Regions from separate parts of the Mus musculus genome. Here region 1 is linked to region 2. A link is a contact called in ENCODE Hi-C or POLR2A ChIA-PET data. All regions are on one chromosome and are shown on one strand. The core of a region is the stretch at or near the end of the contact, and the rest is flanking DNA. Distances in the headings are between cores, read along the strand shown. Region 1 holds the start of Fxyd6 (FXYD domain-containing ion transport regulator 6). Region 2 holds the start of Lncbate3 (brown adipose tissue enriched long noncoding RNA 3).

The links. Hi-C counts contacts between places; a loop is a spot of excess contacts on that map. ChIA-PET counts read pairs that join two places held with the same protein, here RNA polymerase II (POLR2A).
Region 1: a map of v-Abl transformed pro-B cells shows a loop between it and region 2 (1.8-fold over the local background). The contact joins the promoter of Fxyd6 here to the promoter of Lncbate3 in region 2. A Hi-C loop is called at or near these places in 1 of 37 maps with a recorded cell type or tissue (v-Abl transformed pro-B cells). POLR2A ChIA-PET finds 5 or more read pairs at or near these places in 3 of 5 experiments (all embryonic stem cell).

What each region holds. Positions count from the first base shown.
Region 1 is chr9:45,367,255-45,371,925 of GRCm38, reverse strand. It overlaps Fxyd6 (FXYD domain-containing ion transport regulator 6), which reads right to left and starts at 1,741. Exons shown (of 8, transcript NM_022004.6): 1 at 1,438-1,741.
Region 2 is chr9:45,320,700-45,325,494 of GRCm38, reverse strand. Lncbate3 (brown adipose tissue enriched long noncoding RNA 3) reads left to right here and starts at 3,416. Exons shown (of 4, transcript NR_040720.1): 1 at 3,416-3,528; 2 at 3,975-4,126. All of the region lies in intron 1 of Tmprss13 (transmembrane protease, serine 13), which reads right to left.

The sequences.
Region 1 (4,671 bases), core at 492-2,991, 48 kb before region 2:
GGTGTCGTATGTGTGTGGTGTAGTTGGTGTGTATGTGGTGTGTAGGGTGCGGGATATATTTGCCGTTTATGTGGTGGGCTGTGCATTTGGTGTCTTTGGCTTGATGTGTTGTGGTTTCATGATGTGTTACTTGGTGTTCATGTGATATAAATGTGTATGTTATGTGTGTCCACTATGCTAAAGGGCTGTGAGGGTTGACAGGTATGTGAGGCTGTGACGATATTGTGTGTAATGTGTGAGCACTTGTGTTTGTGGTGCTTGTGGTGGTGGGATGGGTAAAGGGCCAGGCAGTTTAGAACGGGAGCCAGACATAGGGTGTCCTCCTTTAAAAAGCAAAGGGTAACCAGTATCTAAGCAACCATATTGGGGGGAGGGGAGGCAATTGGAGGTGAGGAATGGGCAGAAATCTGAGGGAGGTTGAACTGGAGGGGTTTCCATGGCAACCATGAGACAGGTCACGTGCAAAAGGCCAAGTTGGAAAACAGATACACACATTCATACATCTACAATATGAGGGCAGTCAGAACACTAGTGCCAAGGGTCCTTGAGAGGGCTGAGATGCCCACTGGTCCCACTACAAAGGTAGAAATCCCAATTCCAGTAGCGCGGGAAGACAGGTTAGACAAAGGAAATAAAGACAGAGGGTACATTGATGGAGCCAAGCCTCCAGGCATCACAACCTCTGGGTCTGGAGGTTGGTGGCAGCTTGGGTGGGCCGGTATTTCCAACCTGACTGCTCCTAGGAGCAGACGCCCAGAGACCCAGTCTCTCAACCAACTCTACAGAAAAGCCCTGGGCAGACATAAAGCGGGGAGGCTCCGCCAGGGCCAGCCCCGGTTGGGAACGATGGAGATAGGGTACTAGCAGCCCTGGAAAGAAAATCGAGCTGGACAGACCAAAAGAAGGCAATGCAGTCAGATGAATCCCCTCATCCTCGAACCCCAACGCCGTCTACAGGGCCTCTTCGCCACTCCCGGAGCCCACGCCCACACCCCACAAGCACCAAGCCAGCAAATTTCCATTTTGTGTGGCCCATGTGTCCACATTCACATTCCTTCATTCCCGGGTCCTCGCATCTCCATTCCCCGCAGGGTCTCCCGCTTCCGAGTAACAAAGGGAAGCTCCCCTGCTAAAGGGTCCTCTATCCTTCTGGAGCTCCTGATGCAAGCTCAGGGCAGCCTCAAAAGCATTTTCCAGCCACCAGCATCGCCCACCGCCATTGCCTGCAACCCCATCCCGGTATCCTTAGCTTTTGGAAGCTCATCTACTTGTTTACATCTCCAAATCCATTTCCCGCCGCCCAGGCAGGGACCTGGGCACACACCCACTGAAACAAACAAGACTCGGAGGAACCTGGCGCTAGAGTGACGGATCCCCACCCAAGCCTCCTCCACTCGGAAGAAGGTGCCAACTTTGCCCACCTCCCTTGCTGCTCACCTAGGCGTTGGGTCCCCTCCGAGCGGATCCCAGAAGGACTAGCAGAGTCCAAGCAGCCGGGAGTGGCGCGCTGGGGGCAGGGCGGTGGGCGCGGCTTGCAGCTTTCCCGCCTCCCAGAGGGGGCTGACTGGTTGGCCTCCCCGGTCGCCCTCGTCCACTGGCTTCTGGGTCCCCTTGCAGACCCCTGTGATGTCGCCCGCGCCCTTCTCTCTGCGAGCTCTTCGCAAAGGGAAGTGAGGCTTGAAGAAGCAACAGGAGACGCGCGGAGGAGGCGCCCAGCGCCGGAGCGGATTTGCCAGCAGCTGTTGCTTTTTGATTCTCCCCCCCTTTGGTGAGGGTAGGAAATGAGCCAGACCAACACCGTGACAGGGCTGGTGTTTTTCGGAAATAGGAAAATCAGGGGAGAAAGGCAGAAAAATAGGAAACAACGGAGCATCAGCCACCTGCAACCTGCGTTCATTGGCTGTGTTCGCAATTAGCATGAATGGGAGCCAGAGTTAGGTGGAGTGTTGTTTGCAAATAGAGCTGGTGGGCTGTGGGGACAAGACCCTCACATGAACCAGGGTTTTGCTGCCCAGAAGCCCGTTTTCAAGACACCCATCTCCATCCCTAACTCCGGAAGGCTTTAAGAGTAGCTCTCCCCAGCCTAGTCACTAAGAGTCAAAATTCGAGGTGACAAATTAATTTAAAGATTTACATCCTAGCTCTGCAATCCTACCTGTAGCATCAGTATGAACACTCATATATGGAGTGTTCCTTTCCCTAATCTAGGAAAGGGAGGTGAGACTAACTCCCAGCAAGGGTTCCATTGACTAACTCTAAGTAATGATAGAAGAGCTTGCAAGAATGGACAGAGGTCACCCCACCCCACCCCACCACCCCCAGCAGGTTGGTATCCAGGAAGCTCTGTAGTGGGGAAGGCTGTTCTAATTAGCCAACTGAAGGGATGCTGTAGGGAGGCTGGCCTACCCTGTGCTGAAGCATTGAGGAGAGCAGCTGGCATCAGCCAATTCTAGGTCTTATCACGAGGCTTTCCTGACAACCCCTACCCCAGAAATAATGGGCTCTACTAGCAAGAGCCCAGCCCTGCCTCTCCAGCACCACAGCACCAGGACAGTTACTCATTTGTGAAGAAGAAGAAGGAAGAGGAGGAGGAGGAGGAGGAGGAGGAGGAGGAGAACAACTCTTTTAATCCCAACACTTGGGAGGCAGAGACAGGTGAATCTCTGGATTTGAGGCCAGTCTGGTCTAAAGAGAGAGTTCTAGGACAGCCAGGGATACATAGAGAAATCTTGTTTCAGGGCATGAAAATCTTCCCTTTTCAGAGGAAAAGGAAGAAGAGTTGAAAGAGGAAGAAGAGGAAGCAAACAAACAAACTTGATAATTCTGTGGCCTTTCAGCTTGGTTGAATCACTTTAACAAATGGTCCAGTCTCAAAGGCCAAGGCAAAAAAACAGATGGGAAGTCAAGGTTGCCCTAGAACTGGCAGAGAAGCCATCAATGGCTACCAGGAAGAAACTGGGTTACCTTGCTTAAGGGGAGTCTGTAGAGGATAGTTTGACCCCTTAAGCATAGGACCTTGGGCTGAAAAGACTCCACCCTGGCCCAGTTTCATAATCACTAGGGTTCCTGTGACAGTTAAAACCCTTTTATCAAAGTCTGGCTCAAGTCTTGCCAATCCACGTGGCTCCAGACAGCGGCCTGACCTTCTGTCCCAAACTTTTCCTCTGTAAGCTGAGGACTGTAATCTCCTGTCCCTTTCCACTTGCTGTGGGTGGGAGAAATGAAACCACACTGCTTACTAGTTCCCTGTCCTGGGCAAGCAGATTGGTCCTCCCTCCCAGTGCCCTTGAGTCCTGACATTTCCCACCTCTAAGTTGTCTGTTGGAGTCGCTCCTTGTAAGTGGTTGCCAGCTCAGGCTTTACAGGCCAGTTTGGGAAAGGATAGGCTGACGGGTCAGAACTTCTAAGCCCAACCACCTGTTGGTTCAGCCTGTCTCCTGCCAGAGAACATGGCCAAGCTACTTCCGGGCCTGTGTCTGATGCTGCTGATAGTCCTGGCTATGGAGGAGAGTGGAATCCAGTCTGTGAGGACTGGCCAGGGCCAGCCTCTCAAATAACCTTTCTTGTTTATCCAGGTGGAATTTGGGGGTTTCTGCTACAAAGCAACACATAGCCTTGCCCTGGGAAAGTCACATCTCCCTTCTAGGGAGTAAAGAAACACATCTGGTTCCTGCGATAAATGTGTCCACGGGTTAAAAGAGGTCACCAGCTGCCCCATTCTTTCAACACACGGATGTGAGGCGTGACTCTTCCCTGAGCCCTAGGTCAAGCTCTTTAGATACAACATTGTCCTTTATAGATAAGGGGTGAAAAGGATTTTGATCAAATGGTTCAGAGCCCCGAGAATGTAACATTTGCAAAGCAAGCTGGAGAGTCGGGGAGTGCTAAGGAGATGCGCTGAAAGAAACAACTGAGGTGCAAAGCAGGCTTGGGAAATGATGCCAACAGTGGAACAGAAGCGATGTGTGCGTGCAAAGGCCCTGAAGCGGACTGCAGAGTGTGGGAATTGCTCCCGGTGTGGCAGAGTGCAGAGGAGACAGGCTAGGGAAGGACACAGATGCCAGGCTTGGCAGCCGGGCAGTTCCTGGGCAATTTCAGCTTTTGTCTCCAGGGCCATGGGAAGCCACTGAGGGGATACAAAAATTGCTATGAAAAGAATTTGGGAAAGGCTGGCTCAGAAGGTTCCTAAAGAGTTCACAGTCAGGGTTTAGAAGGCTGGGTAAAGAGCTTGGATCTTTGCTACGCAATTGCTTCTCTGGAAGCCTGAGGAAAGGGGCAGCTGAGGCAGGACAGCACACCAGAACAGATTGGTTTCTAAACAGCATGGGTGTGTTTGGGGGGGAAGGGAGTCTCACACACACAGATAACACATAGACACACTCACTAAGGATGAGGGAAGCACATGAGAGTACCCACATCTAGAGCCATGGGAAGACCCAGTGCCAGGCTCATTGGAGCAATACACTGTTGAGTGGGTCACAGACTGCTCCGTGCTAGAAAATCCACCCACTCTAAGCCATGTAACTAGGTCTATGAGCTATGCCAGAAGTAGCCATTCCAGAGAAGATCCCCATGTGGGGATCATATGGACAATTAAAGGGGTGTGGGATTGCCAGAATTCTCAGTTACCCTGGCCCTCCTAACCCATACCTCTCCAAGAGAGACCCACAG
Region 2 (4,795 bases), core at 2,167-4,666:
CACCTGAAGAACATTTGCGAGTCCCAGGAGGATGTCAGAAAGGAAGAACATTCCAGATGCCAGAGGACAGCAGCCACTGAACTTTGACCCTGAACTTTGACCCAGGCTTCACAGGACATTAGGAAGCATCCGGATCTTCAAAGACCATGAGGATGCCAGAGCTCAATGCCTCCCTCTTTATGCATTTCATAGCTGGCCACTCCACCCAGTTGGAAGAGCTTCCTGATGTCTAACCTACTACAGCTCTAACTCATTTCCTCCCCTGCATCCTTGGAAGGCAACTGTGGAGATGAGACTCTCCCATATGGATACGACTTCACCCTGACAACAGATGGGGCCTCAGGAAGGGAGGAGCCTTCTTCTCCAAGTCCCTAGGAACTAAGGCAGAACCAGGGGACCAGAACTCAGGTCTCTCAAACCCCAGATTTGTCAGTGATCACAACCTCCCAAAAAAAGAACTCGTGACCAAGTTCTTGCAGGGTCCTGCCCTTCCCGAAGCCTCCTCCAGAGCAGAAGCTGTTCAAGCTGCATAGGCAGGTGTCTATGACAAAGTTAGCACCTGGATAACTTGGGCCCTTTCCCACCACTACATCCCATCCATTCCTTCTGACCCCATCCCCATGGTCTCTAGGGTAACAATGACCCAGCAAACAAGCTGCATGCCAGCCACTCCGGATGCTCCTGATTGTGCCTGAGAAGCCCTGGGTGTGCCATTCACAGCTTGTTGGACTTTCTAGAGGTTATGGTGCATCATGGGAGACCAGGAGGGCAGAAAGCTGGACTTGGCTGTGTGTGGCTGTCCTTCTAGTGATAAGGGTGCTGCGACTCTGATCAGCCACAGACTAACAGAACCAGTGAGCTTCTGGTTCAAGGAGAGAGCTTGTCTTAAAGTAATAAAATAAGGAGAACAGCAATAAAGGAAGACACGGACCTGCTGCTCTGATCTGCATACATTCATATACCTGTGCACTCACATGCATGCATCTCTCTCTCTCTCTCTCTCTCTCTCTCTCTCTCTCTCTCTCTCTCTCTCTCACACACACACACACACACACACACACACACACACACCTTTTCAAAAGTCCCATATAGCTGAACAGGGCCTAAAGACTCTCAAGGGCCCCATTTCTAGACCCATGCCTATTTTACCTCAGCTCCCAGGGATGGGGTCTGCACACCCCCCCCCCCAGGTGAATGGAGCATTTTGTGATTTCTCTTACCTGGTGTGAGGGTAGGAGTTAGTTAGCAGCCCCAGAGTGTGCCTGCATTGTCCTCTCTGGGTTTCCTATGGTTAGCTAGCTGTTGCTGCAGGCTGAGCCCCCAGCTCCCCTGCCCCTTGCAGACCATAAGAAGAGCCCTACACAAGCTTATCTGCTGGACTCAGAAACTGTCCGGTGGCCACTGCAGTGACCACTGTCCTTGCCTAAGACAGGCTGCAGAAGCTCCCTCCTAGAGCTACTCCCTTTTAAAGCCATCACTCTGGGGATACCCTCAGACAAGAGAATCTTGAGACCCCACTAAGCCAAGCTTTCTTTCAGCATGAGATGGCCCAGGACCAGAGGGCTCTGGATGTGCCCAAGACGCCAGTTTGAGGCAGTCACTTGGTCTAGTCATGTGATCTCATTCTTGTGCTGTCTTCACTGTTTCCTTCTTCCTATCTCCTCCAGAGAGCAAGCCCAGAGGGGTTCTGAGGCACCCCTCTTTCCCAGCAACCCTGAGTTTTAAGAACTGCCAAAGGAGAAAGTGCATGGGCTAGACCATGGTCAGAGTCTAGCACTCTGGGGCTAATCCACACTGGAAGCTATTGTTTTGTTTGTCTTTTTTTTCCCTCTATATAGCCCAGGCTGGCCCAGAACTCAGAATCCTCTTGTCTCTGCCTTTCAAGTGCTAGAATAATAGGTGTGCCTCACCTGTCTAGCCTGGGAGCTCCCCTGGACAAGGCCTAGAAGTTCTTGTCTATGGGAGACTGGGGAGATGGAGTAGAGGACTGGGGAGGTAGTGATAGGGGAGCTCTGGCCCCACCCCCACGAGGACCAGACTGGCCTGGGACAAAGCCAGGCTTTACTGTGCCCCTGAAGACATGGCTCTCCCCACCCTCTTTCTTTAGAGAACCCCACAGACCAAGCCCCTTCAGAATGCAGGTTGTTCTCCTTTGCCTCCTCCTCCCCAAACACAGGACTGGCTTCCCTAGTCACATGTCCGCAGAGCTCAGGGACCCCTTGTCAGTCTGTGCAGGAGACCCTGTGTGAAGCAAGGAGCTTGCTTCTGTTCCTCGCCAGTGTGAGTTAGGGGACAATCGTGTCCCCATCAAGCTCTCAACTCGTTTATGCCTAAAATAAAGGGGTTGACAACTGTTTTCCAGGGGTTCCCATTAGGCACAAGGTCTCGCTCGCAGAAAGACCATGGAGCCTGGCCATGGCCCTTATGGTGGGGCTTGAGCCCTTTTCCCACCTCAGGTAGAAATTCACTTTTTTAAATTATTATTATGCAATGGCCTCTATCCAATATTTCATTTGAATAAAAGAAGTGGTTGCTTCAAGAACTTGAAAATGACCGCCTCAGGTGAGCATTTCACTTCCTTTAGCTTAAAAGGCCTCAATGCATGAAAGAGACCAGGGGAAGTCATTAGATCATACCTCACTGTTCACTTGATGGTTCATTCATTCATTCCTTTACCAGCGACTTTAAAGGACATGGTGTGTGGACTTGGGGAGATGGCTCAGGAGCTAAAAGTGCTTGCCATGAAGGCACGAAGATCTTATTTCAAATGCCCAGAACCCATGGAGAGCCAAACATGGTGATGCACATCTGCAATCCCAGTGCTCCTATAATGACAGGGGGCGGGGGAGGCAGAGTCCTCCGAAAGGCATGAGCCAGGTTGCCTGAAGTATGTAAGAACAGCAAAACCAAGAGACTGCCTCAAGCAAGGGCCAACTCTCAAGGTTGTCCCCTGCCTCCCACACAAGCACTGTGCACACACCACACACACACACACACACATGCAGAGAGAGAGAGAGAACATGTAACGCTCATATACCACATATACAATAAAGACGACAAACAAAAACTAAACGCTGAGAGCTCACTATTGCCAAGCAAATTGTATTTCCTGCCTCTGTTTCCCTGCTAAGCCTGTCCTGTCTGCAAAAGGGTGAGCACCAGGGTCCAGTGAGTACTCTGGGCTGTCCCCCTGGAGGAGCCTCCACCTGGGACTGCCAAGGCCTCTTGCTTGGAGGACAAGAACAAGCTGGAGTTCTGTGGTGTTTTCCCACCTGTCCATCTGCCAGGGTACAGTCCACCCCCGTTGTTGTTAGACCAGGAGGAAGCTGTGTTGCCAAAGCAAGGCACTTAAGCTAAGTGGCCATTGTTACATCAGCCAGCCTTCCCACCCAGCGCTGAGCCCAGAGCCTGACATGAACTCCCACATATTCGCACTAAGTCACAGGGAACAAGGCAGAATGAGGTTCAGTGGGGTGTGCCAGGTGTGTGTTGATCAGCACCAATGACAGCATGAAACTGATGTTCCAGGTGAGGGGTGTGGCCCTACAGGACAAAGGCAAGCTTTGGAGGTGCCTCCAGCTTGGGGCTGTGGAACGACAAGGGGTCCTGCCACTGGTCTGCCATCTCGGGAACCCGGGCAGCCTCCTGGGGAGGGTACTCGTACTGGCCCACCCCGTGCCTCCCACATCCTCACAAATAGCTAGTTGAATAGCAAGAACTCCCAGCATGAGCAAATCTGCTTTCCAATGGACCGTTGCTTGATCAGTGGGCTGACTTCAGTCCTCTTAGAAGGCATGGCAGTTCCCCAAGCATTGAAAAGTGTGACCTACTTGGCAAATGCACAAGAGCTTCATACTTGACAGGAGCAGTGCACATACCCAGTGGCACACACTGGAATCCATATGGTTCCAGTGACTGCCATGGGAACAGAAAAGGCTCTTTGGGGCCATTTGTCCAACCCTTTTCTTTGGCAGGTGGGGAGACTGAAGAGGAGCCAGTTGTAGACACAAGATAGAGATCGTGACGAGAAAGTCACATGTTATGACGGTGGCTGCATCTCTGATGTATCAGAGGACATTCTAAAGAAGCCCTGACACACAAAAGGCTTCTGAGACTCCTGCACCAGGTGCTCCATTTTACAGATGAAAACACTAAAGGACAGGAAGTTAAAGTGGCCAGGTTCTGTCACTTTTGCCTACCATAGCAAGGGACTCTTTCTAGGGTTGTTTTCCTGTTGTGGTCTTGCTACCTAGCCCAGGTTGACCTAAGGTTAACTCTCCATCCTCCTGCCTCACCTTCCAGCCCAGCTGGGATGGGAGGTAGGGACCAGTCACTCATGCAGCTCTGCTTTCCTTTTGAATACAGAAAAACGGTGCCTTCTCCATCCTTTTAAAGAGCCTTCTAAAGGCCTGGCATGTCCTCAGGAGCACCCACAGTTCCAGCCCACTGGCCACCACATCCTCTCTCTTTGTAGGAGGAACAAATCCCACAATGCATCTCTCTGTCATTGAGCCCTCACAGAGGAAGCTCAGCCTTTAACTTCCAGTGTCTTGTCTTTTCTTTTCCTTTTCCCTCCCCTTCCTCTCTCCTCTTCCTCCTCCTTCTTTTGATACAGAGTCTTACTATGTCCTGGAACTTATTATGTAGACCAGGCTGCCTCCCAATTCACCAAGATCCATCTGTTTCTGCCTCCTGAGTGCTGGAATTAAAGACATACACCACCACACCTAGCTTCTCCAGCCCAATCTTATTTACTCTTAAGAAATCTGAGCCAGGTTGTGTGGTGCACACCTTT